2 separate regions of the Homo sapiens genome follow, and region 2 is linked to region 1. Evidence: read pairs that join two places in POLR2A ChIA-PET (ENCODE). Cell type or tissue: A673. All regions are shown on one strand. Links, peaks and the distances in the headings refer to the core of each region. The heading gives the core; the rest is flanking DNA.

What was found. Peaks named below come from ENCODE experiments on the same cell type or tissue, not always from the same donor. Only the 100,000 strongest peaks of a DNase experiment are listed, where the experiment ranks them.
Region 2: POLR2A ChIA-PET joins it to region 1 with 5 read pairs; 2 of 35 experiments call an interaction of 5 or more read pairs at or near these places.

What each region holds. Positions count from the first base shown.
Region 1 is chr10:110,843,099-110,853,651 of GRCh38, forward strand. It overlaps LOC124902499 (a long non-coding RNA gene), which reads right to left. Exons shown (of 2, transcript XR_007062287.1): 2 at 7,542-9,843. Among named protein-coding and RNA genes, the nearest start is that of PDCD4-AS1, 23 kb to the right of the region's middle. RefSeq lists enhancers at 1-9, 20-79, 230-279, 640-799, 2,789-3,288 and 1 more. In A673, for the core only: no CTCF peak of the experiment used is centred there; no DNase peak of the experiment used is centred there.
Region 2 is chr10:110,624,045-110,640,547 of GRCh38, forward strand. No RefSeq gene overlaps it. Among named protein-coding and RNA genes, the nearest start is that of RBM20, 12 kb to the right of the region's middle. RefSeq lists an enhancer at 13,069-13,620. In A673, for the core only: no CTCF peak of the experiment used is centred there; a DNase peak (open chromatin) is centred at 13,227.

The DNA of each region.
Region 1 (10,553 bases), core at 1-4,000:
GGGCAAGAGAGGAAGGAGGGCCCCGGGGGCTGCTCAAGTTCCTCCTGTTTCAGGGAGGAGAAGAAAGAGAAGCAGCTTGCTTTCTGCTCTCAGGGGACTTGGGGACAAAGGGGAGTGATCAAAAGGGGATTTCCCACAGCCCCAAAATGCTAGCCGGATTGCACTTGTGACCTCTCCTTCCTGAGTGAAACTAGATTGTTGACTTGCCTGCCACCTGTTTCCAACATGGAGTAGAGATGTTGCACATACATGATGCCATGTGTCCAGATTAAGACAACAAAAAATTATAAACAAGGATTGAAGAAAGTTGGAGGCAGCAAATATATGGTCTGTAAGGGCTCATACAGCAAGAGATGTGACTAGAAGCCTCCTGGGAGCCAAGGCAGAAAGAAAAAAAAAAAAAACATGCTCTGTCCTTAGGCTGGAGAGAGCATTCCAGGTTATCTGGGGAGATTGTTCTACTTGACTCTATATTCTGGAATAATTCTCCTGAGGGACAGTACAGAGGTACTGAGAGGTGTTGGAAAAATCCTTAGGGAGCTCACAGCCCAACATTGGAGAAGAGCATAGTGGGAGCGGGGACACTGGGATGGCTTCTGGTCTGTGTGAACTGGTTCCTGATGTTGGGGCAACACCTCCCAGTGTCCGAAGGCCTGATCCTTGCTCACACCTGCCCAGCCACCTGAGAGTGAGTATGCTGGCTGGAGTTCATGAATTTTTGTTTGGGTTTATTTTCAAGCTCTGTTTTTCAAATTTCTCTGTTAAGTGGCTGAACTTCCAGGAACCAGTGTTCACAGGCCAAGGAGGAGGCCACCATCATCTCTACTACCTGAGTGCCCTGCCACACCCACCTGACAATAGAGAGCTCTAGGGTGGGGCCCCTGCTCTTTGGATTGTTGGGGGAAATAAACCTCTCCAGCATTTATTCTTTGGGGTTACCCCAAACGGATGACCACAGCCAGGAGGGAACAAAGCCTGACTGGGAAGTGCTGATTCTCTCTGGCAGTTTGGGAACTTCCCCTCAAACCTGTCTGATAAGGAGCGGCCTAGGGAGGAGGGGTGCAAAAGGTGTGCCCCGTTTGCCCGTGAGATCTCTCACCATCACTGTATGCAAGCCTAGGAAGAACAGAGCTTTCTGGCTCAGGGACAGATCTCCATGCTGGGAATCAGGACCTTGAGTTCCTGGGTCAAATCCACAATGAACTCATTCTGAGATGTAGGCAAATGTTTACCTTCTGTTGCTTCGGTTTTCCCATCTGTGCATTTGATGTGTGCCTTGTGCGTGCCAGAGGTTTTTGGGAAGAAAATAAGAGTGGAGACTTGCTGTCAATCACAAGGTGGGGGGTGGTCACTTCTCTACCTGAATCTCCCACATGGGCCTGTGGGGAGCTATGGTCCTTATTACCATCCTCCTGCCCCCAGCAGGGGAGCCTACCCATGAGGCAGGCTTGCTTGGGGTCGGCCAGCCTGGTCTCTGTGGTTTTTGTCTCCTGGGCTCCTCGTATGGCTTAGCTTGGCCCTCCACCGACCCTACTTAATCTTGCCTCCTCTCCACCCACCTTCTCACCCCCACAGCCTCCATTTGTGGTTCAGCTATGCTCAGTGCCTCGGGGGTTCCCAAATAGGCCCCTTCCAGCTCCTTGATTTTGTAAATGGTTTTCCCACTGCTAGGAATACCTTTTGGCCCTTTCTGTCTACCTGGAAACTACGACTTTTTTTTTTTAACATTCTACTTAGGTGTTGTCTTCTTTACGAAGCCTTCCTTGACTTCTCTGACCTCCCTGCAGGTATTGCTGGTCCCCCACTGTGTCCCAGAACACTTTGTACCCCTAGCCCAGACACACACACAAAGGCCCCTCTTTTTTTTTTTTCTTTTTTTTTTGAGGCGGAGTCTCACTCTGTCACCCAGGCTGGAGTGCAGTGGTGCCATCTTGGCTCACTGCAAGCTCCGCCTCCCGGGTTCACGCCATTCTCCTGCCTCAGCCTCCCGAGTAGCTGGGACCACAGGTGCCCGCCACCACGCCTGGCTAATTTTTTGTATTTTTAGTAGAGACGGGGTTTCACCATTTTAGCCAGGATGGTCTCGATCTCCTGATCTCGTGATCTGCCAGCCTTGGCCTCCCAAGAGGCCCCTCTTTTATAGCCCTTATCATGTTTCCTTGTTATCTGTTTATAGATTTGCCTCTGCAGTAGTCATTGAGTCTCCAAGGTCAAGAAGTGTATCCTGCTTCCCCTGTGCACACTGGTATCCCCACTACAGAGCAGATACCAGTGAATGTTAGTTGAAGGACTAAGTTATCTGTTGCTCACTTCTGGGACTTGCTGGAGCAACAGAGACCTGAGTCCTAAGTCTCTGCCCAGTCACACACTGCCCAGGTACCAACCCATGGTACCTCTGCCCAAGTACCATGAGGACTGGCACAGCTGGCTGGCTCTAGGAGCAGGGTGGGTCCTTGGAGCAGTGCCAGGGAGCACCCTACCCGCCCACCACCTTCCCTCCCCCTACCCATCCTTCCCTTCCCTGGTCCCCCTACCCCAGGGCTGGCAGTTGGCTCTGAAAGTGGATAACACAGCCCTGCTTATGTTGCCCAAAGCTTGGCCTTTTAACAGCTGGCTTCTTCTATAGCCACAGAGCCAGGGCTCCTGTGTAGGCTGCATCTCTGTGTCCCCAGGGGCATCTCCTCCCCAAACCTGTCTGTCCTCACTCTGCACCTCCACCTAGCCAGGCCCACCCAGTTCTCTAGGACCTTCCCAGGCAGAGCTGAGAACAAAGCAGGGTTTATGACAGTTCTGTCAACACTGGGTAGATGGCCTTGGTTCACCCTGCACTTTGCAAACCACGCCTGCCTGACTGCCTGCCTGATGCCCACACCTATTCAATGCCTCCAAAGACCCAAGGGCTGCAGGGAGGCTCCTGGCACCTTCCTCTCTTCATGTCTAAAAAGCACTGGGAGACTTGGGTCACTGAGTGGGAATTTCACAGCCCTGGAAGAGAGAGACCTTGGTCTAGATTGATTAGGCCAGCCAGATGATTAATAATTAAACTTGACCTGTTCCCAGACACACACATACCCTGCAGCCAGGAATTACCAGAGAGTAGGGGCTGAGAAGGAGGCTTTGAAGCTTGGCATGGGACCAGCTCTGAAAGCCCCCAGGGAACTAGGCCTCTTAGTCTCAGGGGTTCCTCCCCACCTATCCCAGGTCTACAAATCCACCTCCTAATAAAACCTTACTGACTTTTTCCACAGGCTCTGAGCTCAGAGCAGGCCTTTGGCAATCCCTAGGGTGCAGGCAGCCTTGGCAGCTCTGCTCTGGGGTGGGATTTGCAAAGCAGTTTGGACTTCAGCTGCACCTGTGTTGACACACGATTTCTTCCTGAGCTCCTCCTGAGCACAGCCTCTCCCCTTATTTATATTCCCATTGCTGAGCACCCAGCAAAGGGCATGGCACACTCAGCATACCCAGGACTGGCTTCTTGCATGATCCTGTCACAGCAACAGCGTTCAGCTCAGAGAGGTGGGAACTGGCCAGTCAGGGTGCAGCCCACCCACATCAGCAAGAGCCTCCTGAGCTCTCCCAGGGGTCTTCTCCAACCATGAGAACACTGAGACTCCACAGCTGGCTGCTGGACACTATAGGGGCCAAGGACCCAAACACTAGGGTGCAGCTGGGTGGCCAAAGTGGGGCTCCCTTCCTCCCTCTCTCTGTAGACTCATCCTCCCAGCTTTTCCCTTGTTTTTCCTAAGGTCCTGGGGAAGCATGATCTTCTCCCCGTAGGCTGCCTTCCTGCTGCCCCTTCCTCCTTCCAGCTCCACATTTCCCCAGTTATGAGGCTTCTTCATCTGGGGGAGGCCACTCATCAGCATGTTGTCCAGCCTTTTGTGGCTAGTTTTTACTTCAGGTGTGGGGATAGGTGTGTGACTTCGGCCCCTCTGATGCCTTGGTCTCGAGCCAGCTAGGCTAATGCAACCCTTCTGCTTTGGGATGAGACAAATCCCCCAAGCTCTCTGCAGCCCAGATTTCCCACCTGAGACAGCCCAGCCAGCCCAGGAAAGCCATATGAACCCTATGCTGCCCATCCTGCTTCTTCCACTGAATTGCAGGGTGACTTGATTGGGTCACTTCCTTTTCCCCCTACCTCCCCTCCTCACCCCCAGGCCTTTTCCTCTCTGGAAATGAGACCATCATCCTGGCCCAGCCTCCTTCCCTCCTGGTGTGACGTAGCAGAGAAAGACATCAACCTATTATTTAAACACGTGTGTGCAAGTGCCTGTGTCTGTCCACATGTGCATGTGTGCAAGTGTGTATGCGTGCATATGAAGCTCCCTGAGAGCTGTCACGTTTGGCAGTTTCAAATCTGAGCCTTCCCGGGATGCCCCATCACAGGTAACACTCCCATCCATCCTGGCCCTGGGCTGCAGCCGCTCTATCTGCCTGTTTCTTTTGGCTCCTGGTTCAACAAGTATTCCTGTGGGACTATGCAAAGCCTCTATCTCTTTCCTCATCCTTGCTAAAGAAAATTTTAACTGCCAAGCATTTACTCCTCTCTCTTTTTCTTATTAAGTAGAGCAGCTCAATCAGCAGGGTTGGGGAAGAGCCAGAGGAGCGGGGCTGGGGAGAGGCCCACCAAGGATGGTTGAGATGGACTTCCAGAGAGAAGAGGAAAAAGCGGGGGAGGAAGAAAGAGAACACACTCTCACACTCTTTCTGGGGAAGCAGTCAGGGATGTTTTGAGGTGTTTTGGTGGAGAGTAGAGAGAGAATGTGAGGCTTCTGGGTTAAATCTCCAAAAAAAGGAGAGATTTAACGACATGTTGCTATGTATTGCATATCTGATCTCACTTTATGTTCTTTGAAAGATCCGAATAATATTTTTCATCTAAGAGGGCATCAATTGTAACTCTCTCATCTTTATTTTTTGTACAATTAAGAAAGAAAACGACACAGTCAATTAAACTCTAACACACATTTGTTAAATACATCCTAGTTTCAGGAATGTTAAAATGTAAAAAAAATTGTGTGTATTAAAATATATGGATAAAGTTCTTTTAGATTTTTTAATACACAACATGCTGGGACTGGACTGCATGGGGCTCTTAAACTTCTTCTGCTGACAGTCGTGCATCTGGGTCAGGTCCTCTCCTCCTCACCCTGTTTTCACCCTGTAGCCCTCATAGCACCTACTGCATGTGCCTGCACATAAGACAAACTCATTTAAGCAGTTAAAGGTTGAGCAATCACGTATTCTCAAGGGGCTGTAGTCAAGTCCTCTCCTAGTCTTCATAGATTTTTTTTTTTTTCATTTTAATGACAATCTGAAAGATGGGTAGAAAAATAGGTACATGCAGCCAGGCACAGTGGCTCACAACTGTAATCCCATTCCTTTGGGAGGCCAAGGCAGGCAGATAACTTGAGGTCAGGAGTTTGAGACCAGCCTGGCCAACATGGTGAAACCCCATCTCTACTAAAATACAAAACTTAGCTGGTCATGGCGATGTGCGCCTGTAAACCCAGCTACTTGGGAGGCTGAGGCAGGAGAATCACTTGAACCCAGGAGGCAGAGGTTGCATTGAGCTGAGATTGCACCACTGCACTCCAGCCTGGGCAAGACAGCGAGGCTCCATCTCAAAAAAAGAAAAAAGAAAAATAGGCATATGCACAGAACCATATCCACACATTCCCCCATACCCATACCATAGTCTGGACATCTGGATGGTCAAATGACTTGACCCCTCCACCCCCCACACCCACCCATGTATGTTTAGGTTTACGATAGCGTTGGTGCCCATAGTGTATTGATTGCTCTGATTATCCCAGGCTCTTGAGGAGAGTATTGATGGAGACTTAGTACACAAAGAACATATTTGTGCATGCAGAAGGCAGTGTGGTTTGCAGTGGTTTAAGAAAGAAATGTCTTTAGAGACTGGGGACAGATCAGATTGCCTGAAGGGAAGGAGGTTTTATGGCAGAGCCCTTAAAGACTTCCATCATCTGAGGGATATGCAAAGAGCCTGAGAAGCAGCGGCCAGAGAATTAGGAGGAAATCTGGGAAAAGTATGGCATCGAGGACATCTGAGAATGAGAATATTTCAGGAGTGAAGAGTTTTGTTTACTAGAGTTGAATGCTCCTGATTGGTTGTATTAGTTCAGTGTTTCAGTAATTCTGAGAGTAAGTAAGTAGATTCAGAGTGTTAAATGGCAAAAGTGAAAAAGCTCAGACAGGTCAAATCGCATTTGAGTGAGTGCCATTTTTAAACTGCAATGGCTGGTGTGACATAATGAATTTCCATTGACTTATGAATGGTCTAGAGAATCATTCTCCATCCCCAGCTTCTAATATCTGAATCCCTTTTGCCTTGATCTATCAGCCATGCCTGAAGACCCACTGGATTCCAATTCCTGAATCAAGTCTGGCTAAGATAGGGAACATATAAACAGTCATACCCCAACATTGTTGATGGGAGCCACAGAGAGAAGCACCTGCCCTTGCAAACACACATAGTACCCACCACTGCAGACACACACACAACCTGACCAAACCTGGGTCTGGTTGCCTCATCCTGCCTGCTGGGCTAAGCCAGACTGGCTGCAGGACATGGTGCCCTCAGGGGCAGGGATCCTGCCTAAGAATCTTTTCATCACCTTTAATCCATTCTCCTGCCTGGTGCTGGCCTCAGGTTCTCCCAGGAATAGGCCCAGCCACTAGCCTAGGCACTAACTTCTTTTACCCTATTGAACTGATGTTTTACATAAGTTATTTTTGCCTGTGCAATATCCCTTCCCTCTTGTTCCTGCAAGAAAACCACTGCTTATTGCGGGAACCCATTCCCTGTGATTTGCATGGGCCCATCTGTCCTGTCCTTCCCAGAGAGGTGTTCACATGATCCAAGCCTGATTAATCAGAGAACCTCATCCTCCTCATCACAGCAATTGATTCAGGATGAGGAACATAATCCAAATGGGCCAATCAAAATGTTCCCTGTGATTTTGTCAGTACCATCAAAAAGACACACTCTAATTCTGAGGTTGCTAGCTGTAAGTCAATGGTTCTCGAAGTGTGGTCTGCAGATCCCTGCATGAAGTCAAAACTATTTTTATAACCACATTGAGATTTTATTTGCCTTTCTCACTGTGTTGACATTCACACTGATGGGGCAAAAACAATGGTGGGTAAAACCACTAGCACCTTTGCTGTTCTGTGGGAAAAAGTGAGAGGCTAGGAGGCTGAGCGGTAGTCAAATGAACGCTGTGCTGCCCATGCTCTGCCCTGTAGTTACAGAGATCATGTCCACTGTCATACAGCTCCAGGGCACCATGTAATATGGTAGTCTATGAGAGTGGTCCCATCAGAGTTGTTCAGTGCACAACCTACATGGGTGTGCCCAGTGGTCCTGAGAGCTGTGCTCTCCAAACTATGTTCCATGTGACTCTGGTGCCACAAAATACAACTCACAAAAGAATGCCACAGTTAAATAAGCTTGGGAAGGCTGCATTCTATATACTTCTCTCTTGAGACTCTCAATGGAAAGCCACACAGAAAGGTTTCACAATCAAGTAACCTGGTTATTTTATTAACCCCTGTTTTCCCCAACTATTTCACCATGCAATCATTTTAATTCAAGAAATATTTATAATGTACCATGGAACACTGAGCTTTAGCAAATGCTCTTAAACACCATTACAAACTTCATGACAGCAGAGACTGTCTTATTTTCTGCAGTGTGCAGTATGCTCATGGCCTGATACGGTGCCTGACACATGAGAGACCCTTGAAAAATTTGTTGAATAGATTAATGAATCCATGAATGATTGATGCTTTCACAAGTATCTGATCTCCTTAGTATTCTCTATATTTACAAAAGGTGAGGTCCTTGTAGTGCATTATTTATGTTATTTTGCCAACACTGAACTCTGTGCTGTGGTCAGTTGTCTTCCCAAAATGATATGTTTTTCAGGATGCAGTGAGATTTTATGCATTTGATTATGTTCCCTCCGTGAGCGGGGCTGGGCAAGCACAACTGTTTCCCATTACCCAGCCTCTCTGAGGCCGCCCTTCTTCTGTGGTTTGAGGTGGAGAAGCAGCACAGGCAAGCCCTTCCCAGCGGTTTTTGTGTGGTTGACAGAGACCTAATGCCAGCTTTGGAAAAGGAAAGGCCTTTAGCAGCTCTGACTCTGCTCAGTTGGGAAATAACGAAGCCCCTGGGACGTATTCTCTGGAGTTGTCAGGCTCAGACTTGTGTTTCCTTCTTTGAGAAGGAAGGGGCACCAAGAACAGGAGTGAAAGTGTCTTGGAAACCCCAAGGTTTTAGAAAATGCAGGACTTGGAAGATTGAGGCCAGAAAGAGAGAGAGCGAGAGAGAGAATGAGAATACTTTACTCTCTAGTATCCTCAAGTGCAGGGGCTGACAAACTACAGCCTGAAGCCAAATCCAGCCCACTGTCTGTTTTTGTGCTGCCCTCAAGCTAAGAATCAATAAAAAAATTAAAAGAATATTTTATGACATATGCGAATTATATGAAAATCAAATATGAAATACATAAAATCTCTTTACACATCAGCATTAGCAGATGAACATTTGCAATTGATTTTAATGATAGAACACTTTGAGCCCCAACTAAGGAAAATGCTATTTATGAAAAAAGAATTTTAATCTTCTTATTAGGAGATATGTTTTATCTAAAAACTGTATTCATTATTATACTTTGAACTTCACTAATACAAATATCATAGGAATTTGTTTTCTCTTCTGCTTTTTAAGTACCTATATCATAACCTCGATTTTGCCACTTGCCTGGGAATCCCAGATTTGTTTTGAGACAGAGTCTCACTCTGTTGCCAAGGTTGGAGTGCTGTGGTGCCATCAGGCTTATTACCCTGCCAGGCTCAAGCAATCCTCCCACCTCAGCCTCCCAAATAGCTGGACTATAGGTACTTGCCACCATGCCCAGCTGATTTTTAATTTATTTTGTAGGGGCGAGGTCTTACTATGTTGCCCAGATGTACTAGCTGATTGCTTACAGAAAATGTCTGCCAATCCCCGCTCAAGTGGATTATCTTCAATGACTTAAGCTGTTTTATATGGCAGGGGAAAAGGGAGCCTAAGTAGATTCTTCCTATATTCATTTAGTCACCAGGTTCTTCTAGGAGTCTTCTATGGTCCTGAGTGTGCAATTGGTGAACAAAGCGGACACATGGACATGGTCACTGTCCTCAGGGACTTTACTATCCAGAGGCAGGTCACTGGAAATTGATCAGCCTGCATGTACATGTCGATAGGATGATGAGTCAAAGTGAACCCTGACAGCTTTGGAATTTGAAGTGTGTCAGCTGGTCAGTGAGTCACATTGCCCAGGGCACGGCTACCTAGAAGTGCTCTGTGTGAAACCTACCGGGAGGAAGGATCAGGTGAGTGCCATGAGACCAGCAGGGGAAAAGCCAAGTCCAGGAATGTCAACCAGGATAGGGCTGCTCTGTCATATTGATTCAGGCAGTTGGTCAGAGAGTTAGGCAAAAGCAGCACCAGCACATGAAAAACAAGGTGGAGAGCGGCATCCCAGGGCAAAGCTGCCTGCTAAGGCCTTCTTCACATTTTCTGCCTAGGGTAGCTAATGAGACGCCTTAGCCTCTAAGAGCTCAAGACTCCTGAGCACAGCAAGGGTGCAGGGATGGTCCTCTCAGGAGGCTAAGTACTTCTTTGTAACTTTGTTTCATTTATAACTTTGTTTCATTTCTTTGTTTCATTTGTAGCTTCGTTTCATTTCTTCAGATTAGAAATTTTTTTTTCCTTATGGCTGCAGCCTTTAGAGGAGTCCACAGTAATCGCCTTTTGTCCTCTCAGAAAATCTGTGGATAAGACAACAGGCACATCATCTTTCTCACAACTTACCACTGAGGAAACGGTACAGAGAGGAAGAAAAAAAGCATCCCAGAAAGGCAATCTAGATCACTCAGTGACTACCGCCTAGCACCTCCAGGAACAGAGGCAAAAGTTGAAAGCAGGGTGTGTCCCCAGGACATCCCTGCAACTCACCCTTTCTCCTCTGCTTCCAGAAACATCCAAGCAATGCCTCTAGGGCTAGTCATAGACTTAATCTTGTCTGCCTGGGTCCTTAAGATCTCAGATAGAATCCTGTAAGCTATTCTTGCTAACCCTATACCTCGGGAGCAGCCTAGCAATGTGAAATGAACATGGGCTTTGGGGCCGAATGAACCTCACCCAGAGCCTGGTTCTGCTACTCAGTAGCTCCATTATTTGACCTTGGCAATGACAACTTCTATAAGCCTCAGTAAATTTACATACAAAGCAGAGAGAATACTTTCAACTATAAAAAATGCGTGTAAAGAGAAGAGTCTTCTTCCTCACCAATCCAATACCCTTCCCAGACTTGTATTAATAATGCTTTGGTTCAAATACCTCCAGATTTTCCCTAGGCTTATACTGACACAAATATGTATAGATATAGATACACATGCATATTTTCACAAGCTACATATTACTGTACATATTGATCTGACACTTGCTTTGTTTCTATTCAACAATATGTGTATATCAT
Region 2 (16,503 bases), core at 11,401-15,400, 210 kb before region 1:
CTGATTACAAAGGAGTTACTAATTACAAAGGAGTGGAGAAGACTAGCAGACACCATCTTAGTCAACAGACCAAAATGAACATCATTATTAACAGGACAAATTGAAACCATGAACCACTTGATAAGATGCAATGAGAAAAATCACTTCTGTGATACTCCTGCCAAGGATGCATAACCTGAATCCAAGTATGGAGGAAACTTAAGGGACATTCTACAAAATAACTGAACTATTATCTTTTTTTTTTTTTTTGAGATGGAGTCCCACTCTGTGGCCCAGGCTGGAGTGCAGTGGCATGATCTCAGCTCACTGCAACCTCTGCCTCCCTGGCTCAAGTGATTCTCCTGCCTCAGCCTCCCAGATAGCTGAGATTACACCCGGGTGGCTGGGGTGCACGCCACCAGATCTGGCTAATTTTTTTTTTTTTTTTGTATTTGTAGTAGAGATGGGGTTTCACCATGTTGGCCAGGCTGGTCTTGAACTCCTGACCTCAGGTGATCCACCCACCTCAGCCTCCCAAAGTGTTGGGATTACAGGCATGAGCCACCACGCCCGGCTGACCTGTTATCTTGAAAATTGTCAAGATCATGAAAGTCAAGGGAAGATCAAGGAACTATTCCATCTTTCAGCATTTAAGGAAGCTGAAGAAACGTGACAACTAAATGCACCATGTGATTTGGAGCTGGATTCTTTTGCTATAAAGAAAATGATTGGGACAACTGGCAAAATTTTGTCTGAGGATTAAAAGAGAGTAATGCAACTATGTGAAATCCCTGCTTTTGAAGGTTGTATTGAGGTTATGCAGGATAAATCACACACTAGAGACCAACCTGGGCAACACAGGGAGACCCTTGCCTCTCTAAAAAAAAAAATTAGCTGGGCATGGTTGGGCACATCTGTGGTGCCAGCTTCTCAGGAGACTGAGGTGGGAGGATCTCTTGAGCCCAGGGCTTGGGGCTGCAGTGAGCTGTGATTGTGCCCCTGTATTCCAGCCTGGGTGACAGAAAGGCTTTGTCTTAATACTCCCCCACTGTCCTCATACCCCACCAACCTCCAAAATAAAAAAAAAAGTCAGTAAAGTGTTCAGGAATAATGAGGCATCAGGTCAGCTTCTTACTCTCAAATGGAAGAAAAGAAGTTACTTGTACTTCCAAAGTTTCTGTAAGTTTGTGCTTATTTCAAAAATCTTCAAAAAAGTACACATAAATGATACATATTTACTTCTAGATTTATTTATATTCTCTATATAAGAAATAAATATAGATAAAATACATACAGAAATAAATTCACACTGAAACTTCCAGTTCCAGTTTCACACCATAGAATTTATTCTCATTTTCTCCCTTTACATCTTTGCAGCCCATTTCTCCAGTGGCAAGAATTCTGGTTTCATTATCCTGAATGTGTTGCCTTCTTTGATTAATCCCTCTGTATGTGACCAATGTCCATGTCCTCCACTAATCCTTCCCTCATCAAACACTCTCCTCTCCGCTTGGGCCCCAAATCCCCCATTCCAGGCCACCTGTCACCTACGCATAGATGCTCTCATCAGCTCGGGAACTCAGCCTCCCCACATGTGGACGCCCTCTTCACTCCACTTGGACTCTGACACCCATGCTAGGCTGGGCCTCTGCCCCTCCCAATGAATGTTCTCCTTGCCCCACCCGTTCTATGACTCTCCATATTGGGCCACCACTTCCCCACACCAGCAGATTCCCTTCTCACCCCACTTGGTCTCTTACCTTTCGTGCTGGGCTGCCCCTCCATGGGACAACTGCTTTGTCCTCTTCCCATTCTGATTCCCATGACTTGCCACCTCCCAAATGGATGCCTCCTCACCCTCCACAGACTCCAACACCCTCACTCTGGGTCACTGCAGTGTTATCCTCCCCAGTCCCCACCCCCATGAATTGTTCAGCAAGGAAAGGAGAGGGAAGGAGAAGAAGCAGTTTCCCATTTTCTTTTTTTTTAGTAAATGAAGAAACCGAGGCTTGGAAAGGCCACATTACCAGCCTGAAGTCAGACAGTTGATAAGTGATAGAGATGGAATTTGAACCCAAGAAGTCAGTCTCCAGAGTTCCTGCTCAGGCCTGCTATGCTGTGGCCTGTTCACAGGGCGCCCTTGACACCACTGCTGCCTGAGTTGACTCAGTTCCAGCCCTATGAGTCTAAACTGTACGATAGGTGTTATTTCATTTCACAAATGGGAAAACTGAGAGTTGGAGAACTTAAGTACCTTGCCCAAGGCCATGCAACCTGGAAGCAGCCTGGATTTGACCCCGTGCCTTTTGGACTCCAGACTTATGAGGGTAATCACTGTGCCAGAGGGCCCAGAGGGAAGGCAGTTGACTCTGACTTTCAATTCCTGTCTCATCCCAGGAATATCTGACTCAAGGCAGGGTCCTTGTCTGACTTTTGGGGGTCTCCTGGCTCACTCTCAGCTGACTAAGGCAGTGTGGCTCAGAAGCAAGTACATGCAATTTGAGTCTTTGCCACTTACTTGCTGTGTGACTTTGGGAAAGCCACCCAATCTCTGAGTAGACACAATAATGGCACTCTTCTGGGTGGCCATGAGGAATCAGCGAGAGAGCAGGTCATTTGCTTGGTATGGGGCCTGGCCCAGGGTGGGCTTTCAGTAAATGGAAGCTCTTACTGTTGTAAAAACAAACCTCAGAAGGCAGTGAGGGAGGTCTTGTCCAGCACCTAATAGAGAGAAGGTGTCATGGAGAGTTCAGAGGCATGGAGACTAGGAGTGGGTGGAGAGCCAAGAGCTTTTACCCTGAGTTTGATCATCAGGCCATGGAGGGTCATTCCTTTACTGCCTCCAAGCAGGAGTTCTTAATTAAGGCAAAGCAAATTATTATTTTGTTTGTTTCCTTTTTTTTCCCCCAATAAGCCTTTTGCACTCCTAAGACAAAATAAATAATTACTGGTACATTTTATTAGGGTCATCAAAGGAAGCCAACAATCTGTCAGTGGGATGTGGAATGCAGGAAGCACTACCTCCAGGGACACCAAGGTGTTGTTGGAGTTGGCTTCCCTTTTTCGGGGGTGTTAGAGAGGTAGAGCTGAGACCAGTGGGATGAGCTGCTCTTGTGGGATGGGAGTAACTTTCACGAGCTCCTTCATGGTTCCAGCTTGTGGGGCCTGGGCTCACCTGCATGCCCCAGACCTGTTGGATAGTGGTCTCAACTTTTCACTTACTCCTTCACTGACTCCCTCAGCCTGAGGATTCAGGTTGACCATCTAAGGATCTGGGCTCTTAGCTGCCCAGACAGAGATCTCCAGATGCCAGGACCCTCCCAGAGAGAGGCTGGACCCTCTGGTCCACTTATTGCTGGTGCCCCCAAGAGATTTGCATACGAGGAAAAGATCACACCCTCCAAATTCAGACAAGCCTGAACTTGAACCTTGGCATGTGTGTGCCCTAAGCTAAGTTTCTTCACCTTCCCAGGCCTCAGTTTCTTCATCTATAATGTAAGGCCAAGTCATGCATACCTTATATGGGTGTTGTGAAGGTTAAGTGAGTGTCCTTCGTTATTCCATAAGCCAATGTTTGTTGAATGTTTGCTGTGGTTAATTTTATTGTTTTCAAATCCTGGCTGTGCTCCTAATTGGTTGAGTGACCTTAGAAGATCTTGCTTTAACATCTCCTATAGTATGGGTCTGGTGGTGATAAATTATTTCAACTTTTGTGTCTGAAAATGACTTTATTTTATCTTCGTTTGGAAGTTATTTTTGCTAGACGTGGGATTATAGGTCAACAACTTTTTTTCAATACTTTAAAGATGTTACTCCAAGTCTTCTCACTTGCATTGTTTCTGAAGAGAAATCAAGAAACCTGCTGTCATCTTTTTCTTTGTTTCTCTGTATAAAATATGTTATATATAGAATATGTTTTTTAAAGATGTTGTTTTTAGAGACGTTTTAGATTCAAAGCAAAATTGAGAGGAAAGTACAGAGATTTCCCACATACTCCCTGTCCCAACACATGAATAGCCTCCCCCATTATCTGGTGAACATTCTTCACTAGAGTGGTACATTTGTTAGAGTTGATGAAACTACATTCATGTCTATTATTTTCCTCAATCATTGTAATTTTTATCACTACAAGTTCTATTTGGATCTTTTTATATATCTTTCATGTTTCTACTTAACTTTTTAAACATATGGAATGCAGTTTTAATCATGGTTTTAATGCCCTCTACTAATTCTAACATCTGTGCCATTTCTGGGTTGGTTTTAATTGATTATTATCCCCATGATGGATTGTGTTTTCCTGCCTCTTTGCATGCCTAGTAATCTTTGACTGGAAGCCAGACATTGTGAATTTTACCCTATTAGGTACTGGATATTTTGTATCCCTGTAAATCTTGAACTTTATTGAACTTTGTTCCAACTATTACTTGGAAACAGTTTGATGCTTTTAGATCTTGCTTTTATGATTTTTAAGGCAGACTCAGAGAAGTACTCAGTCTTAGGCTAATTACTCCTCAGAAGATCTTCCTAAGGCAAGATCTTCTTGAATACACTACCCATTGAATTTGGAGTTTTTCCATTCTCTCTGGTGGGAACAGGTATTATTGCCGGTCCTGTGTGAGTGCTGAACACTGTTCTCTCAGATCCTTTCAGATGATTTTTCTCCTGACCTCACACACGTGCACTGATTAGTACTCTGCTGGATATTTGAGAGGGACCCTCTGGAGATCTCTGGGTTTCAGTCTCTGTGCAGTTCTCTCCCCTCTGGTACTCTGTCCTGCGAACACTTGCGTCTTGGTCTTGCTAGATTCTCAGCTCTGTCGCCTCAAATCAGAAACGCTACTGGGCTTTAGTTGCCTACACCCTACCACCCCCCTACCCGCCCCCGCCACCCCCTACCCCCAGATTGTGCCCTGGAACTCTTCTCAAGGCAGTAAACTGTAGCAGTAACAGGGCTCACCTTGTTTGTCTCCCATTGTTCAGGGATCATGTTCTTTGTTTCCTAATGTCAAGTGTCTTGAAAACCATTGTGTCATGTTTTTCTGTTTTTCTTGTTGTTTCTGGCAAGAGGGTAAATCCGGTCTCTGTTAATCCATCGAGGCCAAAAGTGGAATACTCTTTTTTGTTTATTTATTTTTTTGCCAAGATTCCTACTTGGTTCTTTTTCATTACTCACCTGTTCCCTTTTTTTCTGCCTATTTCACCTTTATTTTGTTCTTATATACATATTATTTCTTAGTTTGAGCAACTTAAACATATTTTAAAGTATCTGTCAGATAATCTTATTATTTTAATTTTATCTGTATTAAATTTTTCTTCCTGTTGTTTGATTTTGTTGGCTTTTTTCTTAGGGTTAGATTTTTTCATTTGCTTAAAAATCTTGTTTTTCAGGTTCATTTTCAGTAGTCCATGGAGATGTTCATTGTGCTTTTGAGCAAAGATTACCTTTTTTCCCCATATTTCATCTATTATTCTTACATGCTTGGAGCAGCAGTAGTTCTTCAAAGTATAAACTTACAAAGCAATCTTTAAAGTCCCAACATTCTATGTTTATAATCTGGTGTTGTAGAAAGGTTCAGGCTTTCAGTAGGCCAAAGCTCTAGTTTTGAATCCTGGCTCTGCCGTGTGCTCCTGTTCAAGTTTTTGAACTTCTTTGAAATTCAGTTCTCTTGTTCCTAAAATGTGCATAATGCCTATCTTGTATTATGTAGAGTTTTTATGAGGATTAAGTGAAATTTCCTGGCAGGGTTTCCCAAATGTTGTTGACTTTGTAATTGAAGCTATGATTGACTCTCCCATGCAGCATGAATGAAACAGAGAAAGTTGACACTGTGCCAACAGGTGCAAAAGAAGCTGCTGGACTTTTAAAACAAAAGGACTCCAAATACACCCAACTGTTTACATTTAGCATGAGTGGTCCCTGATCCAACTTCTGTCTGTGTATTCTCAGAGGGAGTGGGTAGAACACACAGAGGCAAGGAATGCGTGCTATTTCTGGAGCCAGAAAGCAACACATCCAGCAGCAGGAATAACCTTCGTGGTGCTGATCAGTTGCTATGACTCTGTAGATGCAGAATTTAACCAGCCAAGACCTGTGTTTTTCTTAGCCTGGGGATAGAGTCAAAGAAAGGCTCATGTCATTCGGAACCAAACTGCCAATACTAATAATAGGCTGGGGCCTGTGGGTGGCTTAGGTATGGGAAGTGGGAAGCTAGAGCTAGTTTTGAACAAAAAAATGCCTCAGTTGAGCCCTGGTGGTATGAGGATGCTCTCCTTGGGTATATATATTTTACATTCCTGGGTCTTCCTGTCTTCCTTCCAAACCAAGAATCCAGCGCGGTAGATTTGTCTCCACTTCCCAGTCATCTCCAGGTTCTCTTTGTGGGAACCCACTCCCTGGGCTTGCTCCCTAGATCCTCTCTAGGGCTGGCCACTCTGACTCTCTGAAGTCATGGGCAACCCCATACTGATTTTCACTCCAATTACTGACTCCCTTTTTGTACAGAATTTCCCTTGTGGCCAGTACACCCATCACAAGGATACCAGAGGGGAAAACTAAGGCAGGACAGAACTGGAAAAAAGTAGGTGACTACTTTCAAGTCACTTTCACATTTAGAAATTTATTTGATTGACTGAAGACCTATAAAGCAAGTACGATATAATACTTATTTTTACTTTATTAACGGGGCTCAGAGAATTGGTAATAAACCCAGGTCACTTTGACTTTAATGACAAAATAGAAATATTTGTGATAGTTATTTTTATAGAAATAGAATTTGAAATTATAGAAACTTTGAAGTTGTAGAATTATAGAGCTATCATTTTATAAGCTCTAAAATAACTATTTTCATTCTGTTTTTTTCTTTCACCTACTATTATTGTAAACAACAACAAAATGACTGCCATTTATGAAACACATGTTCATATTGGGCACCATGCTAAATATTTTACCTATTTTCTCTCATTTAATTATAACAACAAACCAATATTACAGATGCTGCTAGCCTCATTTTCTGGATGTGGCCAAAAGGAGTTTAAGTAACTTTTCTATCATTTGGCATTCTTACATAATTGTCTTCTTAAGTTCCTACATAATGGTTACAATTATCATTTTTAATTGCTATGTACTAATAATGCCCCTAATTCACTTAATTCCTTCTGCCTTGTTAGGTATAATGATTAAAAGAGCTGGGAGACATTCATTCATTCATGTATTGAACAAGTATTTAATTAGCACTTGCTATGCTATCATATGCTGTGTTATATCCAGGGAATACAATGGTGAGTAGGACAAAAACACTCACCTTCAGAGAGCACTCACAGTCTCATGGAATATGTAGCCAGCAAGAGGCAATTAGAAGACAGGGTGGTGATGAGGGCAGTTCTTGTTGCTGTGGGAGTGCAAAGCAGGGAGCCTACCTCATCCCAACAATGTCAGAAGAACAGCTATCAATTAAGACGAGAAAAGTAGAATGATTTGAATGGCCACTAATTTACCATATGCAAAACCAATGAGGGTGCTATGGTTTGAATGTTTGTCCCCTCCAAAACTCATGTTGAAGTTTAATCCTAAACGTGGCAGTATTTAGAGAGGTAGGGCTTTAAGAGGTGATTGGGCCTTATGAACAGGTTAATGAATTAATGGGTTATCATGAGAGTGGAACTGGTAGCTTTATAAGAAGAAGCAGAGAGACCTGAGCTAGCACACTCAGCCCCCTTCCCAAGCGATGTCCTGCACTGCCTAGGGACTCTGCAGAGAGTCCTCACCAGCAAGAAGGCCCTTGCCAGATGCAGCCCCTTGACCTTGGACTTCTCAGCCTCCATAATTGTAAGAAATAAATTCTCTTTCTTTATAGATTCCCCAGTTTCAGTATTCTGTTATAAGCAACAAAAAACAAACTAAGAGGGCCACCAAACACATACCACCCATGATGCTTTAATGGAACTTGGGTCTCCAGGGATCCCAGGAATTCAGATACATTAGGATTTGGAGCCCCAAACTATTTTCATTTCCATTGTTATTTTACCAAAGGCTTGTCATTCTCTAGGCCAAAGAGGCCTAAAACAGCATTGTTCATGTCTTCATTGTTCTGATGATGATGATGATGATGATGATGGTGGTGGTGGTGGTGGTAGAGGTGCTGGTTTTGACTGCTTTCATTAACTGAGCATCTCCATGTGTCAGGTACTTTATAAGTGTTATTTCACTGATGTTCACAACAGCCCTATAAGGTGTTATACCTTTATTTTTTTAGATCAGGAACTAAAACAGAGAGATTAGATAGCTTGACTTGCTCAAGCACAGCCTGCTAATAAACAGAGAAGGAGCCAATTCTCTAAGCATAGGAGTTATATCATTTAGATTGTGAGGAACAGTGAGTGTGCTGGATTTACTCTAAAGGTTCTAGTGGTGGGTTCAAGTCTCTTTCAAGTATAAGCGGAATTTGATGCATTGTTGCTTGCTTGAAGATGGTGGAGCCACTTGAGAGGGAGTGTAGTGGCCTTAAGAGCTGAGAGAGGCCTTCTGTTGATAGTCAACTAGAAAATGAGGACTCCAGTCCTACAACCACAAGAAACTGAACTTGGCCAACAACTTGAATGAAGTTGGAATCAGATTCTCACCTAGAGCCTCCAGATAAGAGCCCAGCCTGGCCAATATCTTGATTTTGGCCTTGTAACATCCTGAGCCGAGAACCCAGTTGAGCCATTCTGGATTTCTGACCTGCATAACTGTGAACAAATAAATGTGTGCTCTTTTAAGCCCTTACATTTACAATAATCTGTTACACAACAGTAGAAATGTAATGCAGCAGCTCTTGCCACATAGTCACTTGATGTTCCATGGTTGGCAAGATCAGAGGCTCTGTCTCTACCAGGGCCAAGTCACCCACTAGGAACTATTTTCCAAATGCTGTAAATTTCTGCTGCACATGTCATGACTTGCTCCAGAGCTCTAGGTGTCTACATTGTGATCCCCCTACTGGGGCTTGTAATAGATTCAATATGTCTTTCCTTCCATAAATGCCTCTCATGCTATAGGATCCTCTGTGTCACATGGTCCAGGTAGCAGAGTTACTCATGCCCAGCCTGGACTTTCTGCAGAATCCTTTCCCAGGCAGTGCCTCATTCCAAGAAAGCTGACAGCATTTCCTATCACTTGATAGATGGACCAAGGCAGTATCTCTATGTTTCCTTTTGGATGATGGATGGTATAAGATGCAGTGAGCCGAGGTCACATCACTGCACTCCAGCCTGGGTGACAGAGTGAAACTCCCCCTCAAAATAAATAAATAAAATAAAATAAAATAAAAGTAATAATTTATTCATTTGACTTCCAAATATGAGGCTCAAAAGTCAATCCACTGGAATACAAGAAGAAAATATTAGAGCTTTTGGTTTTCTTTTATCCATGTCATCAAAAATTTTTCAAAGTTTTGCTAATATTTCACATATAGATTGATCCTGATCCTCACCCAGTTTACATCAGACACTTATAAGAAGACACTCACATCGTACCAGCTATTCAGAGGGGAAAGTAGAATTTTGAAAGGGGAAAGAGGTTGATAAGGCCACTGCAAAAGATTTACCTTTTACTTTGGAGGGGATGACAGACCCTAGACCACTGGGTCCTTACAAATCCACTAATGTGCAAGCTCCTGAATCTTCATGAGGTTTAAGTTCTCACCCTCTGGAGTACAGACTTCCAATATAATTCTTGCTCATCCGGTATTAATACGGTGTTATAAAAATAGAGGACAATTGGCTGGGCACAGTGGCTCAGGCCTGTAATCCCAGCACTTTGGGAGGCCGAGACAGGTGGATCACCTGAGGTCGGGAGTTCGAGACCAGCCTGGCCAACATGGCAAAACTCCATCTCTACTAAAAATACAAAATTTAGCCTCCTGGGTTCAAGTGATTCTCCTACCTCAGCCTCCTTAGTAGCTGTGATTACAGGCACCCACCATGCCTGGCTAATTTTTGTATTTTTAGTAAAGACGGGGTTTCACCATGTTGGCCAGGCTGGTCTCGAACTCCTGACCTCGTGATCTGCCCGCCTCGGCCTCCCAAAGTGCTGGGATTACAGGCATGAGCCACCGTGCCGGGCCTTTTCCTTGTCTTTTTAACTTTCCACACAATGCCAATGTAAGAATTCATTTTAATACAATAAATGTATATATAAGGATGTAAACATATATAATAAATGTACATATTAGGAAAGTCAGCATCTTAATAGATAAACACATGAGATCAGAAAAAAGGCAAAGAAGCCTATATATCCACTACTATTATTTAACACAATCGAGATATTAATCAATACAACTAGACAAGAGAAAACTATTAGAGGAATACAAATTGACAGGGAAAAAAGTAAAACTCTATTTGTAGATAACATGATAGAATATCTGGAAAACTCAAAAGTTGTAATGATAAAACTAAAACAAGCAAAATAATTCTGTGCGTATGCATGCATTATTTTATGTATAGATTAAATAATATAGAAATATAAATAGGCAAATATACATTTATATTTATATAAACAATAACCAGTTAGAGAAGATAATAAAAGAGAAAGCCTTACTTATTATACAAACTAAAGAGCATAAAATATTTAGGAACAAACTAAGAAGAAAAGTGTGAATTGTGTGGGAACTCCAACATAATACCTTAGGGAGTTGTTGATCCCATATCGTGGCACTAAGCATGGAATAAATGAGTTAGATAGTCACGAATAAGAAAACATGGTATGTAATAGACAAACTTGGCTCTCAACATAACCACCCATAGAACGACTTTAGAATTCCGAGGGTCTTACAAGCCCAGGTACTATGAGGATGGTGCTTAGTTCCAGGGGAGGTGCTGTGGGTGCCAACTTCCGGCTTGGCTCGTTGCCCGTCTGGCTCCACGTCTCTTGTCCCTCTGGGCTGTGAGTCTGGCAGCTGGTGTCAGTGTGATGATTTGCTTGGCTCTGTCCTCCCTCCTAGTATTACTTTTTCTGTAACAAAGCTTTTGCTTTGATCTGCTGCAGTGTCAAGTGTTTTATTTGATACCACTAAAACCACCAAAACTTCTCTGAGGAAAACTTTAAGATACTCCCTAAAGGCATAAAAGTAGACTTGAACAAAGCAAAAGACATCCCTTGTTCTGTGATGGGACTAACTCATCATCGTAAAGGTCTAATTCTCCTCAAGATAATATATAATTTTAACAAGATCTAATAAAAATACCACGTATTTATTTATTTAGAGACTGAGTCTCGCTCTGTCGCCCGGGCTGGAGTGCAGTGGTGCGATCTTGGCTCACTGCAACCTCTGCCTTCCAGGTTCAAATGATTCTTGTGCCTCTGCCTCCTGAGTAGCTGGAATTACAGGCATGTGCCACCACATCTGGCTATTTTTTTTTAATACCACATTTTTTTTCTAGAAAATTGATTGCAGAGCTCATACGGAAAAATAAAAATGCAAGAAGAGTTATGAAAACCCCCAAAAAGAAGAGCTGTGAGAAGAAAGAGTTCTTGTCAAATAACAAATATTATTATAAAGGATCTTTAATCAAAACTAATAAGTAAACAGGAAGACTACTAGGAAAAAAATAGAAAGTCCAGAATTAGACATAAGTACATATGGAAATTTAGCGTATGATAAAGATGGTATCTTATATCTTGCAGGAAAAGCCAGCCCTTTCAATAAGTGGTGTTGGGACAACTGGATGGCCATTTGGAGAAGATAAAATTGGATCCATGCCTCACACTGTGCACCAGAATGAACTCCAAATGAATCAGACATCTAAGTGTAAAAAAATTAAACCATACAGATGCTACAAAAAACATGAGAATTTAAAAAATAATCTCAGTGTTTAGAAGCTTTTTCTAATTCCGATTCAAAATGCAGGTGCAACAGAAGAAACAATTGATAAATTTTACTATATAAAAATAACATTGGCATGGCAAAAACAATAAGAAAAGACAAACAAGTAAAACAATAAGAAAAGACAAATAATACACCATCTTTATCAAAGGTCTAATCTCCCTAATTTATAAAGAGCTCTAAAAATCGAGGGGAAAAAGACATTAAGAAAACAATATAAAGATGGGCAAAAGGGACAGTTTAAAGATATACAATGGGCCAGGCATGGTGGCTCACACCTGTAATCCCAGCATTTTGGGAGGCTGAGGTAGGTGGACTGGTTAGGACCAGGGTCCTTACCAGTCCACTAATGTGCAAGCCCCTGAATCTTTGTGAGGTTTACGTTCTCACCCTTTGGAGTACAGACTTCCAATATAATTCTTGCTCATCCAGTATTAACATGGTGTTACAAAAATAGAGGACTATTGGCCAGACTGGGTGGCTCAGGCCTGTAATCCCAGCACTTTGGGAGGCCGAGGCAGGTATCTTTCCCCCTGGGATTTATAAGTGCAGAAGGTGACTGACCTCCTGACCCAGAGTAAGCTCTTTTAAGGGACTGTGTATTATCATTACTGAACGTTCCTAATGGAAACGTTCTTTTCCCCCTGGGATTTATATGTGCCGAAGGTGGCTGACCTCCTGACCCAGAGCAAGCTCTTTTAAGGGACTGTGTGTTATGATTACTGAATGTTCCCAATGGGCAGTCCAGTAATCACAATAAAAACAGCCAATGACAATTTACTGAGCCCCAGTCATATGCCAGATGACACTGGCTTAAGTGCTTTACATATAATCCTCACGGTAACCTCATGATGTGGACACTATTATTCCCATTTCTCAGATGGGAACACTGAGGCTCAGGGAGGTAGAGTAAGTTGCATAACATCATGTGACTAGCAGACCTTGGGGCTGGATTTCTAAAGGAGTCATTCTGACTCCAGAGTCTGGGCTGAGAGGAAGCGGGGCAGGGTCTTCTGTATGGGGTGGCCCTGGGATGACCAAAGGGGCCACACCAGGAGTGGCATTAGTCTACTCCCAGCCAGCTGCATGGGTGCCCACTCAGTGAGGTCAGCACATTGCAGGCTCTCACTGTTCCTGGCGTCACTCTGGCATGCAGAGGCCTCCGGTGTTGCCTTCCATAATGGTCACCTGATCCTGGAGCTGGTGGGCAAACAGCCTGAGATGTTTATTCTCTGATGCCCAACTGGCTTGACAGGCGGGGTGATAAGAGAGACAGAGAAGGCAACTGGGGGACAGGGTGGATAAAGGAGTCCCCTGCCTCTGAGAAGTGCTGTTTTCCTTGGCTGGGGCCTACAGTCACACCACTGGCCTCTGAATGACAGTGACATTCCCCAGGGATTAAGCACGACTTGTGGAAGCTGGGTCTCCACAGGGGGTGCAGAGCCCCACGGAACTTCAGTCATGCAATTAGCTACCTCTAACATTTCTCCCACATTCATTTCGTACCTCCATCACTTCCCATCCCCCCTCCAAAAAAATTCAGCTGCAACTTGCTTTATAACACACAGTAAGATTGTTGTATTATGTGTCCTGGAAACAGCAAATGAGAGAAAGTCATTCTCTGGCTCTTTGGAAGCATAGCTCAAAACTCCTCTTTTCCAGGAAGCCATGCCCAGGTTAACCCTCCCCCTTGCTGCTCTGGGCCCCTGTGATTCTGGACGCAATCTGCAGTTGTTGATTTGTCGCCAGGTACCGAACAAGCGGTGGCAGAACAGAGCTCTAGCCACCCGGGGCTCGGAGCAGTGATGCTTTTAGGAGAGGCAAAGATGCTGATGTCATTTGTGGTTGGGATAACTGCTTTCCTGTTCAAGGACATTGGATGTATACCTAAAGCTCTAGAACCACGGTTTCCTGACTTCCAACCAACTGCACTTTGACTACAATACAACACCTGCAGGGCTTATTAGAGGACAAGAGGCCTGGCTGATAAATTCCTGACCAGAGGGATGGAGGCTAAGCCTTTCCCTGCAGCCAATGCCGGAAGTTCCCAGTGAGTCGGTCGGGCAGAAAAGAGCCTCCTGGGTCATGTCCTCACTTTTCCTCAGCTAAAGTTCCCTGACTGTCTCCTTCAAATTCAGATGTGCATCCAGTTCCATGAGTAACCACATTATTTTTAAACAGCATCCTTCAGCCACTGTCTCTCCTGGGTTTTCAGGGAGTGGTGACCCTTTGTGAAGCCAGGACAGGATTTTATTTTCTGATTGTTTTCAAACATCTGCAGAGATTCCATGGACTTCAAAGTCAAACAAAAATCATACTCTGGTCGAGGCACCAGCCAATAGGTCAAGCTGAGGTAAATATTTCTACCTCGGGGGGTAGAAAAGAGAAGCCGGGGAGTGTGGAGAGATGGGAAACCAAGGGATGGGATATTGGAGACAGCAAAGAGGTTCAAACGCTGGAGATTTACCAGAGGAGTGTCCAGTCTCAAAGCCCCATTATATCAAGAAACAACATACAAAGTAGTTTAAAGCTCAATGCTAGGAGTAATGGAAACTAGGGTTAGATCCGCAGCTCCTCTGCTTACTAGCTGGCCAGGTGGCTGGACTTCATGAGCCTTTGTTTCCTTATCTGTAAAATGGGTATAAAAAAACCAACCACCTACTAAGGTGACTGTGAGGACTAAATGACAAATATGTGCTCAAGACAGCCTGGCAGATTAATACTCAAGAAACAGAACCGTTGGCTGGGTGTGGTGGCTCCCCTGTATTCCCAGCACCTTGGGAGACTGGGGTGAGATTACTTGAGGCCAGGAGTTTGAGACCAGCCTGGGCAACATGGCAAAACCCTGTCTCTAGAAAACATAAAAATTAGCTGGGCAGGCGTAGTGGTACATGTCTGGAGTCCCAGCTACTCCTTGGGAGGCTGAGGCAGGAGGATCGCTTAAGCCCAGGAGTTCAAGATTGCAGTGAGCCATGATCGTGCCACTGCATTCCACCCTGGATGACAGCCTGGGTAACAGAGTGAGACTCTGTCTCTAAAGCAAGAAATGGCAACTGTTATTATTAACACCCAGATAACAGTTAATATCTTATGGCTAAGATGATCTATGATAGACTGCTTCATATGTATTCATAATTGTCAGATTAGTAGCTTATAACTGTGTCAATGTGACTGGTAGCAACTTAATGATTTACTTATTTAACTGTCTCTACTGGAGTTGCTAGGATAAAAGGACAGTGTTTAAGACTGGACAATATATTATCCAGTGTATTTCTCCTTCATTCCTTCACATGAATTTTTGCTTTAAAAATAAAAATTTTGGCCGGATGCGGTGGCTCATGCCTGTAATTCCAGCACTGTGGGAGTCTGAGGCAGGGAGATCACTTGAGGTCAGAAGTTTGAGACCAGCCTGGCCAACATGGTGAAACCCCGCCTCTATTAAAAATACAAAAATTAGCTGGGCGTGGTGGCAGTTGCCTGTAATTGGGAGGCTGAGGCAGGAGAATTGCTTAAACCCAGGAGGTGGAGGTTGCAGTGAGCCAAGATCGCGCCACTGCACTCCAGCCTGGACGACAGAGTGAGACTCCATCCCAAAAAATAAATACATAAACAAAAATCTTATTGATGTACTAAGTGTTGTTAATGATTACTAGTTGAAAAAACAAAATTTTAAGTTTTGTTGTCACTGGTTAATTTAACAATGACATGTGTTCATAGCAAAAACTCTAATAGTATATGTACTTCAATAAAAGTTTATTTCAAGTATTCAAACAATATAAAAGGTCATACAAGGCCTTGTATCCTAATTTCCAGAGGTACTTACTGTTAAAAATTACTTGTATAACTTTTCCAGAAATGTTCTCTTCTCTTTGATTTTATAGACATTTAGTCATACTGCAATACTGTTGAGAAACTTGCACCTTCTCCTTAATAATACACCTTGGGTCTCTTTCCCTAGCAGTGCATACAGACCTACCTCCTTCTTTTTCAGGGTTACATTGTACTCTTTTGTAGTAGAGACCATCTTTTGTAAGGCCACCCTTCTGTGCAGCACTTTGGTTGTTTCTAGTTTTTGCTATTATGAACAATGCCACAATAAACTCCCTTGTCCATGTAGCTTTGATTATTGCTACAAATAAACCGAGAGTATAAATTCCTAGGAGGATAATTGCTGAGTCAGTTTCCCTTGTTGCAATTTTAGTAGTTCCAATTTGGGCCAGGAACCATGGCTCATGCCTGTAATCCCAGCACTTTGGGAGGCTGAGGTGGGCGAATCACCTGAGGTCGGGAGTTCAACACCAGCCTGACCAACATGGAGAAACCCCGTCTCTACTAAAAGTACAAAATTAGCCGGGTGTGGTGGCGCATGCCTGTAATCCCAGCTACTTGGGAGGCTGAGGCAGGAGAATCACTTGAGCCCAGGAGGTGGAGGTTGCGGTGAGCCGAGATAGCGCCATTGCACTCCAGCCTGGGCAACAAGAGCGAAACTCTGTCTCAAAAAAAAAAAAAAAAAAGTTACAATTCACTTCCAAAGAGTTGCTGCAACTGACACCTATAGTATATGAGAATGTCTGTGTCATCAAACTTTACAAAGTAAACTGTTGTTAAAAAATAACAGTGATAGTATACATATGCTGAACAGCCACACATACAAATCAGCTCA